Linked DNA regions of Homo sapiens: region 1 is linked to region 2. The links are chromatin loops, found by intact Hi-C in ENCODE. Cell type or tissue: PC-3. All regions are shown on one strand. Each heading gives the region's core, and the rest is flanking DNA. Links, peaks and the distances in the headings are about the cores only.

Region 1 (5,385 bases), core at 307-5,306, 77 kb after region 2:
TGAAACCCTGTTTCTACTAAAACTACAAAAATTAGCCAGGCTTGGTGGTGGCGTGCACCTATAATCCCAGCTACTCAGGAGGGCTGAGGTGGGAGAATTGCTTGAACCCAGGAGGTGGAGGTTGCAGTGAGCCAAGATTGGGCCACTGCCCTCCGGCCTGGGCAATAGAGCGAGACTCTGTTTCAAAGAAATAAAAAGAAAAAGATGGTATATGTGCCAAATTTTCTTTATCCAGTGTATCATTGATGGGCATTTGGGTTGGTTCCAAGTCTTCACTATTGTAAATAGTGCTGCAATAAACATACATGTGCATGTGTCTTCATAGCAGAATGATTTATAATTCTTTGGGTATATACCCAGTAATAGGATTGCTGGGTCAAATAGTATTTCTGGTTCTAGATCCTTGAGGAATCGCACACTGTCTTCCACAATGGTTGAACTAATTTACACTCCCACCAACAGTGTAAAAGGGTTCCTATTTCTCCACATCCTCTCCAGCATCTGTTGTTTCCTGACTTTTTAATGATTGCCATAGTAATTGGTGTGAGATTGTATCTCATTGTGGTTTTGATTTGCATATCTCTAATGACCAGTGATGATGAGCTTTTTTTCATATGTTTATTGGCTGCATAAATGTCTTCTTTTGAGAAGTGTCTGTTCATATCCTTTGCCCACTTTTTGATGGGGTTGTTTGTTTTTTTCTTGTAAATTTGGTACATATACACCATGGAATACTATGCAGCCATAAAAAAGAATGAATTCATGTCTTTTGCAGGGACGTAGATGAAGCTGAAAACTATTATTCTCAGCAAACTAACACAGGAACAGAAAAGCAAACACCGCATGTTCTCACTCATAAGTGGGAGTTGAACAATAAGAACACATGGACACAGGGAGGGGAACATCACAGACTGGGACCTGTCAGGGGGTGGGGGGCAAGGGGAGGGAGAGCATTAAGACAGATACCTAATGCATGCAGGGCTTAAAACCTAGATGACGGGTTGATGGGTGCAGCAAACCACAATGGCATATGTATACCTATGTAACAAATCTGCACGTTCTGCACATGAATCCCAGAACTTAATGTATAATAATAATTTTAAAAAAGATGGTAAAAGGTACATGAATCACCATGGACTGCACTGGGCAAGCCATTTTAGTGCTGCAAATACGCAGATACATTCCTCTCACATATGTACAGTGTTTTCTCCTCTACAGAGTGTGTCTTCACTCGAGCTCCACCAGTCCCCTGTGTCCAGGTGAGGCAGGCATTGTTGTTCTGGTTTCATTGACCCAGACCTGCACTTGGCCATATGGCCAGCAAAGGTGGGGCTGGTTCCTTCTCCTCAGCCTATGCTCATTCTGTAGAACACAAATGCCTGTTGTCCTCTGATATTTCACTAAAGTCTTCTCCATCTAAATCTTACTCTTCTTAGTCCTATGATCAAAGCACTTTGCTTCAGAGTTTTTCTTTTCATCATAGAATGTCAAATCTGGATGATGGCTTAAAAGCCAACTCTCCAAACCCCCTAACATACGCTGGAAACTGAGGTTCCTTCCTACACAGGGAGCTACTCAAAGTCACAAAGGTGGTAAATATTGATAGTAGAATCCTGACCGTCTGTGTTTTAAGGAAATGCCCTTTAAAATATACCCCATGGCTTCTCAGACCCATTGACTCATTTCTGTGTCTGTGTGTGTGTGAGCATGTTTTGCATACTATAATTGTAAATGCTATGGCTTCTGACATGTCATACCAATTTATCTGACCTTCCCAGCACCGTAGACCAGGGTGTCCTTACTGTGCATATCCAGTGCATCCAGCCTCCCTGGGAAAGTGGGTAGCCGACATGCTGTAATCTACTCACACACACAGGCAAGCTCTTGTGATAAAATGCACTCTAACCAGAGTCACTGAGCTATGTAGACTTCCACAATCATTAAAAAGGTGCAGCAGGAATTTTCTGTAGGCTCCTGCCAAATTGGCAGAGGACTAAAGGAGCTTGTCTAGCACAGATGCCCCAAACCCTAGATGTTGCTCCTCCAGGGAGCTGGAGACTATATTGGTGAAGTGAGAAATTTACCCCAATCATGTAAAGCAAATAGTGGCATCATCAACCCATCAACAGAAGTCAGCAGGCTCATGAGGAATGAAATATTGTTCAATTCACCAATCTAAACAACCTTGGCCATGGCTGGGCAGATTGTATAAACAACTATTAAAACCTCTCTCCTCCATGAAATATTCACCTATTGTCTGCTGCCAAAACCAATAAACTGCTTTCTTGGCTGAGTCACCCAAATATTTCCTTTGACAGCAGCAGCTTTCAACTCCAACTGCAAGGCCAAGTTGCATGACAAATATACCACGAGGCCTATATTTGGATAAGTATGTTTTCTACCAACCCATTAAAAACATACCCTGCTGTTATGGATGAAATGTCAATAGTCCTTGGAAAGCACAATGAAAAGAACATCGAAAGGAACCATGGATCATGTTTCCATGGCTCTGAAACCTGTAGGTAGATTTTGTTAAAAAAAAACTTCAATAGTGTTACAAAGCCATGAAAAAAGCCTTTCTTGTCCCTCCATGACTGCCCCTTCTGTGTCTACATAGGCATATATCATCTCATCTTTGAATTGTGTGCTGGAGACAGTGGCAAAGCCCACAGGACCTGACTCACAGATGTTTTTGAGGCCTGATGCCCTGTCTTGTAATGAGGGCCCTACATTGAAAATGGTCTGGAATTTATAGACTGCGAATTACCCAAGGTTCAGATGACATTGTTCAGATTCTCCTCAGAAGGGTTCGACACAGGTTGACAGAGTTCTAAAGGCATCATCTGTGGGTATGGCACATCTGCATTTCAGCACAATTAGACCCCCATGTACCTGAACCATGTAGAAAATGTCAAGCACAAATTCTCACAGTTATCATGACTAGGGCTGTCTCATCAGAATACAGAGGTAATGCTGAAATTATAAAGTTTAACATGTTAACCATAACCATTTTCTTTCAACTTCAGACAGGTAAATGAGACCAAGTTGTGCTGCATCATCTTTCTTGCATAAACCATACCTATAATAATGTGCAATTATTTAAAGCAGAACTCTTGCAAAGCAATGTAGGTACAGAATTTTGCTGAAGTTTTTGAAATAAACTTTTTTCAATACTTTGCTGTTGTTTCTCTCATTCCCAATTTGAGAAGAATTTCCTTAAAACTTGGCTGTATAGAGTTCTTCCAAAATATCCAGCTTAATTTCATTATATTCAACAGCTCTCTTTTCATACTGGTATATCAATTTAATAATACTTGATTATCACATAATAACATATAATTGAGGCAAACTCTTCTGGAAGGTGCAGAAATTTGTACACATGCTAATGAATGGTTTTCTAGTCCCAAGTTTTCTGCATTGCCGTATACGTTGTTCAATATATTTGAAGAGAGAATGGGAAACATTAATCAATTCAGCAGGTTGACTCAAGCATGAGTAAGGTAGCTTCCACTATGGTAGTGTTCATGAAAGAAAGAAAGAGAGAGAGAGAGAAAGAAAGAAAGAAAGAAAGAAAGAAAGAAAGAAAGAAAGAAAGAAAGAAAGAAAGAAAAAGAAACTGGGTGGACTGCTTTTCACTCTTTGCTTAAAAAAATTAATAGCATTTATTTTTTAGAGTAGTTTTAGCTTCACAGCAAAGTTGACTGGCAAGTACAGAGAGTTCCCACACACATTACCCCCGGCAACCCTCCAGCCTCCCTCACCATCAGCATTCTCTTCCAGAGGGCTCACTCATGACAATTGGTGAACCAACATCAATGCACCATTGTCACCCAGAGTCCATTAGACTTCACTGGTGTACATTCTATGGGTTTTAACAACACAGAATGTGATTTATCTACCACTATAGTATGAATATACCAGGATAGTTTTATTTCCCTAAATCCCATATGCTCTACCTAGTCATCCTTTTGTCTGCCCAGCCCTGGCAGTACCTGATCTTTTTAGTGCCTCTATGGTTTTGCCTTTTCCAGAATGTCAGATAGTTGGAATCATAGTGTATGAAGCCTTTTCAGATTGTCTACTTTCACTTCATAATATGCCTTTACACTTCTTCCATGTCTTTTGTGGCTGGATAGCTCATTTCTTTTTAGTCCTCAATAATAGCCCATCATATAAACGTACCACAGCATATTTATCTATTCACCTAGGACATCTTGGTTGATTTATACCTTTTTTAAATTAAAATTTTATTTTAAGATAATTGTAAATTCACACTCAGTTGTTAGAAATAACAGAGAGATCCCATGTACCCCCACAGTTTCCCCCAGTGGTGACCACTTGCAAAATTATAGTATAATGTCACAATCAGGTTATTGACATTGATACGACCCACTGATTTTATTCAAATGTCTCCAGTTTTCCTTGTGCTCATTTGTGGATGTACTTAGTTGTATCTAATTTTATTACATTTGTAATCACATGTATCCACTGTCACAGAAACTCCTGGACATCTCTGGCACCACGAAGATCACCTTGTGGCCCTTTTATAACCACACCCACCTGTGTCCCCTTTCCCTCCCCCCATTCATAATACCTGGGAACCACTCATTTGTTTTCCATTTCTATAATGTCATTTCAAAATATTATATACACAGGATCATACAATATGTGAGCTTTTGTTAATAATACCTTTATTGAGATATAATTCACTACAAAATTTAACCATTTAAAGTGTGTGATTCAGAGGTTTTTTGTGTATTCACATGAAACCAGGTTATTGACTTGTTTCTAAAATACTGTAAAATGTGAGACCTATATTTTTATATTACTTTTTTATCTATATGCAATGTGATTCTTGAAATATTTGGATATTAACAAATTACCACTATCTATTAATAATTACAAAATATTTAGATACCCCATATCCATTAGCTGTCACCCCTCCCTCCAGCCCTTGGCAGTGACCAATGAATGGCAGTAATGTGATAACTTGTGGGAGGGAGAAATTAGAAATATTCTGGTACTTGCACTGCATATGAAGCTCTATAGTGTGATCTGAAGGTAAACTTAGATTAGATATAGATGAATATTGGAAAACCTATGGCAATTACTATAAAATAAAAAATAGAATTATAATTCACACACTGAGAGGATATAAAATGGAATTATATAAAATGGCCAATTAAAACCAGAGAAAGCAGAAAAATTGGGGGAAAGAAAGCACAAATACAGTTATTAGAAAACAATTAAAAATTTGTTAATAATCCAAATATTTCAAGAATTGCATTGCATATAGAGAAAAAGTACTATAAAAATATAGGTCTCACATTTCACAGTATTTATAAAGAAGTAGACACATAAAAGAGAATCAAATGAAGAGACCTC
Region 2 (5,385 bases), core at 56-5,055:
TAAGATGGCGAACTTAGTAGATAAAGGTTGTGTGTGTTCTGACCGCTCTACTGAAAAGAGAGACTGTTTCCCTCTCTTTCCCTCTCCGCAGGCCTCCCTTTCCCTGAGACATACCAATGTTGAGACTAGGACAATTAATAGTTCTTCAATGACTTCTAAGTGTTCAAGTGAAAGGAAGGGTCCACATCTCCCACTTTCAATCAACAGCTAGAAACAATTAAGCTTAGTGAGGAAGGCGTGTCAAAAGTGGAGACAGGCTGAGAGCTAAGTCTTGTGCACCAAAGAGTTAGCCAAGTTGTGAATGCAAAGGAAACATTCTTGAGAAAGTTAATTTCTTAGAGAAAATCATCATTCATGTATTCAATGAACACATGAACGATAAGAAAGTGAAATAGCCTTATTGCTGATACAGAGAAAGTTTAAGTGGTCCAAGTAGAAGATCAAAACAGCCACAGTCTTCCTTAAGCCAAAGCCTAATCCACAGCAAGGCCCTAACTCTTCAGTTCTATAGAGGATGAGAGAGGTGAGAAAGTTGCAGAAGAAAAGTTGGAAGCTAGCAGAGGTTGGTTCATGAGGTTAAAGGAGAGATGCTGTCTCCATAACATAAAAGTACAAGGTAAAGCAGCAAGAGCTGATGGAGGAGCTGCAGTAAGTTCTCCAGAAGATCTAGCTAAGATCATTGATGAAGGTGGTTACACTAAACAACAGATTTTCAGTGTAGATAAAACAGTCCTCTGTCGAAAGAAGATACCATCTAGGACTTTTGTACGTAGAGAGAAGTCAATGTCTAGCTTTAAAGCTTCAAAGCTTCAAAGCTTCAAATGACAGGCTTGTTAGGGGCTAATGCAGCTGGCGACTTGAAGTTGAAACCAATGCTCGTTTATTATTCCAAAAAAACTTAGAGCCCTTAAGAATTATGCTAAATTTCCTCTTTCTGAAAAAACAAAGCCTTGATGATGGCACATCTGTTTACAGCATGGTTTACTGAATATTTTAAACACATAAGTGAAACCTAGTGCTCAGAAAAAAGATTATTTTCAAAACATTACTGCTCATTGCCAATGCACCTGGTCACCCAAGATGGACATATACAAAGAGATTAATGTTTCATGCCTGCTAACACAACATCCATTCTGCAGCCCATGAATCAAGGAGTAATTTTGACTTTCAAGTCTTATTATTTAAGGAACAAATTTTGTAAGACTATTGTTCCTATAGATAGTGATTCCTCTGATGGATCTGGGTAAAGTAAATTAAAAATCTTCTGGAAATAATTTACCATTCTAGATGCCATTAAGAACATTCATGATTCATGAGAGGAGATCAAAATATCAACATAAACAGGAGTTTGAAAGAAGTTGATTTCAACCCTTGTGGATGACTATGAGAGATTCAAGGCTTCAGTGGAGAATGCACCTACAGATATGGTGGAAACAGCAAAAGAAATAGAATCAGAAGTGGAGCCTGAAGATTAAACTGAATTGCTGCAATCTCATGATAAAACTTGAACAGATGAGGAGTTGCTTCTTACAGGTGAGTAAAGAAAGTGCTTTCTTGAGATGGGATCTATTTCAGGTGAAAGTGCTGTGAACATTGTGAAATGACAACAAAGGATGAATAATTTTATATAAATGTAGATTACAATAAAGTAGTGGGAGTGCTTGAGGGGATTGACTCCAATTTTGAAAGATGTTCTAATGTGGGTAAAATACTATCAAACAGCATCACATGCTACAGGGAAATCTTTCATGAAAGAGTCAATGGATGTAGTAAACCTCATTGTTGTCTTATTTTATGAAATTGCCATGGCCACCCCAACCTTCAGCAACCACTGCCCTGATTAATCAACAGCCGTCAACATGTCAACATCAAGCCTAGACCCTCCACCAGAAAAAGATTACAAGTCTCCGAAGGCTCGGATAATCATTAGTATTTCTCAGCAATGAAGTATTTTTGAATTAGGGTATGTGCACTGCTTTTTTAGACATAATGCTATTGTACACTTCATAGACTATAGTATACTATAAACATAACTGGTATTCAGTGGGAAACAAAAAACATGTGACACACTTGATTGTGATATTTGCAGTATTTGCAGACAGTAGTTTGTCACTGAACCCGCAATGTCTCCAAGGTATGCTTGTATGTAACTAGAGGTTTTTTCAGTGGGATAGACTCAATAAGCCAATTGCATATCCATAATCAATTAAATATTTTCTTTTGTTTGACTTCCCTGTTTGTATTATAGAAATCTCCTTCTTGCATTCCTTTGATGGAACTCACAAACCACTTCCTCTTTGGAGCTGCCTAATTCATGAATCCCTGTTTGCTCAAACTCTTTAAAAATTTTACTGTGCTTTGGTTTACCTTTTTAACCCTGCAATGTGTATCAAAGGGTGCTTAGCACATAGTGAATGGAGATATTAGTAGTTCTTCTCTGATGCTTTCCAAGTTCGGCGAAATCTTGAGGCTCTCCACTCACATTTGCAAATGCTAAACGCTCCTGTGGTGGAGAGAGCAGGGGGGCTGGTGTGTGGACACCCTCTGAGGTGTTCTCACTGGCCACTGGCTCCTTTTGTTGTCTCCCTTTCAATTCAGTACCAGAACATCCCTTCACCGGCAACTTTCGAGTGGGCCTGCTGAAACAATCAAGGCAGTGCCTCCACTTAACTTTGAGAAGGTAGTGTGTGAGAGATTTAGAATAAGCAGCTCTGGAACTACTCCCAGTTTACTCTTATAATTACATACACAAAAAAATCAAAACCTCAGTTTATTTGTCCAAAAATGGGGATAGTATTCTTGTCCTACATGATGAGTGTACTAATCCTTCCAGCCAGCATTCACCTGGGGCTCTGTGCTCCAGGCAGGGTGAGGGTTAGGACTGCATGTAGGTGCTGCCTTCACACCCGGAGCAGGCTGGAGCGAGTGGTGTGAAGCCTCCCAACCCCACGGCTGGGGGCAAAGGCTGTGCTAAGGCACCCGGACATGGAGCTGGCCTGGCCTGAGGACTCAGAGTGGAAAGACAGGAAAGACACTGGCTGCGCTGAAGCGCTGGGACCCGGGAAGGGGCGTCTAGGCAAGAGCGCCTGTGAACAGGATTTGTAAGCTGCTCTTGGTGACTTTTGGACAGACACTCTTACTTGCTTTACTGCTCCCCTTTGTCTTCTGCCCCCTTTCCCTAAAAGTATTTCCAAATGTGTGATGCCCACCAGGTTCCTGGGCAGTGCAGTGGGATGTCTGCTTGGTTTCTGCTGATCCTCACAGAGCCTGGTGACTTCTTCCTCCCAGGTCTGTGGATCAACACTGTCTCCCTGGCCTCTACCCAGCGCGCAGGACCCCTTAGCAGAGCAGGAGAACTCAGGTTGGAACTCATTATTGCATGGTGCTTGTCTTGCCATCTGTCCCCATAATGCCTTAAGTGACAATGACATAGGCATCTGACAATGTATGTGGCCATCACTTTTTATCATTTTAAGATATATGGGCCTTCTTTTTCCAACTCTTTTCCCCCGCCAGACAGCCAGGAGCCCAGAGAAGGGTTGTGTTGTGTCCTTTACTGAGCCCCACAGGCCTGTGTGAGCCAGGGGCTTGGCATGCCTGGGAATAAGAGCGCCAGCCTTTGGCCTTCCCGCAGCCTCTCCTTGGGGCCTTTAGGGTCCCCACAGGCCCTCCCCTCCCCTCTGCATTTTCCAGGATCCAGCCAGCTGCCGGCACACTTTCGTCCTCCTCCGCACACGAGGATCCCCAGGCCCAGCGGTGTTAGCCCAGAGAGGAGCGGCGTTTGGGATGTGATCCACAGCTGATCCCTCGTGGCCCCTCCTCTCCCGAATCCTGAAACATGAGGAGGCCCTTCAGCTGCTGGCTCGGAGTCCGACTATGGGAACTTTCTCCGGTCTACGGGGGCAGCAAGGGTCTCGCCTCAGGGACTTGGTTTATTTATCTAGCTGGACTCCATCCCTTAATATCCTACTTACAGAGGAAGAGGCTTTAGCAGCTAAATGCAGCCCCATCCCCTCCTGTGGAGACTGTGAGCAGAAAAAGAACAGATATTTACAGAGGCCCGAGCCCCCCTTGTTGTTTTCTGCAAGGCTGTCGAGCTGGTGGAGCTTCAGGATCCTGGTCAGGAACCCCGAACCCAGCGCTGGAGGCCCTGAAGATCAGGGCACCCGACCCTCTTCCCAGCCGCCAAAGGCCTGTGTTGGTCTGATTGTGGATTCCAAGCTCTAATTTCCATCCATCCTCCCAATCCGAATTCCCTTTGCAGACATAAACACCATCAGCAATGTAGAGAATGTGTTTCCTCATCTTTGAATATTAACACTCATCTGTTTAATTGAGCTACTTTTTACATACATGTAAGATGTGCTGCAATTGCAAAAGAAACATGTGCTTCGTGTTCTATAAGCCATATCTTCCGCAAGACCTGCCATCAAATGATTGCTCAAACATTTGTTGAATGGGATGAGCAATGGAGGTTCAGACAGGTGCCCTGACCTACCCAGGCTGGAGGGTAGGGAGCTAGAAATTCATACAACCATGCCTTGTTCTACTTGTTTTGTGAAAGAATCATGTGACCAGTGACAAAGAGGCTGGGCAGCTGGGTCAGGCAGCAGGGACAGCGACTGAGCTGGGGGGACTACAGTGCTGTGCTCCTCTGCACCCGTGCTGGGATGTCTGAGGCCAAGCTGACACTGGCCCCCCACAATCCCTTGGGGCTGCTCCTCCTCAGGGAGTGGCTCTCCGGGTTTCCTGCTTGACTCCTGCTGCTCTTGTGTTGAAGGGCCGTCTCTGGGCAGCTCCCCCTGGCCCCTGGCCAGAGAGCCAGGCCCTGTCAGGCACGCACATGGAGGATGAGGGAGGTGCAGTTGTTTTCACAGGTGCAGACTCTAGAGGGACCCCACGTGGACTCTGTGGCTTCTGCCCCGACGCACTCGCGGGAGGACACAGCTCTGCCCGGAAGGGAGAGTGCTGAGCTGGGTCCCTGCTGCTCATCTCTGTGGCATCACCCTGTCAGTCCTTCCCTGTCACACATATGTTCCGCAAGACCTGCCGTCAAATATTTGCTCAGTCAAACATTTGTTGAATGGGATGAGCCATGGAGGTTCAGACAGATGCCGTGACCTGAAGTGTCAAATGAAGGGATGCGTGTGTGATGGCCTTCACCATTTATATTGTTTTAAACTTGCTAAGCACTAGTTAAAATAAAAAAGCCAACACTTTTCTTTACATTTTTACTCTCTCTCTTTCTAACATATAGTATGTAAAAAGAAAAATCTTGGCTATTCCAATAGAGGAAGTGGCTGTGTTTTGTTTTGCTATTTATTTATTTATTAATTTATTTTTTCTCCTCACTGTATTAGTCTGCTTGGGCTGCCATAGCAAAGT

Evidence for each region. A loop is a pair of places that touch in the nucleus more often than their neighbours do. Peaks named below come from ENCODE experiments on the same cell type or tissue, not always from the same donor. Only the 100,000 strongest peaks of a DNase experiment are listed, where the experiment ranks them.
Region 1: it touches region 2 in a loop (2.2-fold over the local background); 1 of 110 quality-filtered maps calls a loop at or near these places.

The regions. Positions count from the first base shown.
Region 1 is chr10:44,749,904-44,755,288 of GRCh38, reverse strand. No RefSeq gene overlaps it. Among named protein-coding and RNA genes, the nearest start is that of TMEM72, 160 kb to the left of the region's middle. RefSeq lists silencers at 1,722-1,922, 1,882-2,082. In PC-3, for the core only: no CTCF peak of the experiment used is centred there; a DNase peak (open chromatin) is centred at 2,258; H3K4me3 peaks cover 726 bases; H3K27ac peaks cover 1,878 bases.
Region 2 is chr10:44,827,148-44,832,532 of GRCh38, reverse strand. It overlaps TMEM72-AS1 (TMEM72 antisense RNA 1), which reads left to right. Exons shown (of 8, transcript NR_033842.1): 4 at 1,288-1,533. Among named protein-coding and RNA genes, the nearest start is that of TMEM72, 81 kb to the left of the region's middle. RefSeq lists an enhancer at 2,483-3,346. In PC-3, for the core only: no CTCF peak of the experiment used is centred there; a DNase peak (open chromatin) is centred at 2,332; H3K4me3 peaks cover 1,091 bases; H3K27ac peaks cover 1,607 bases.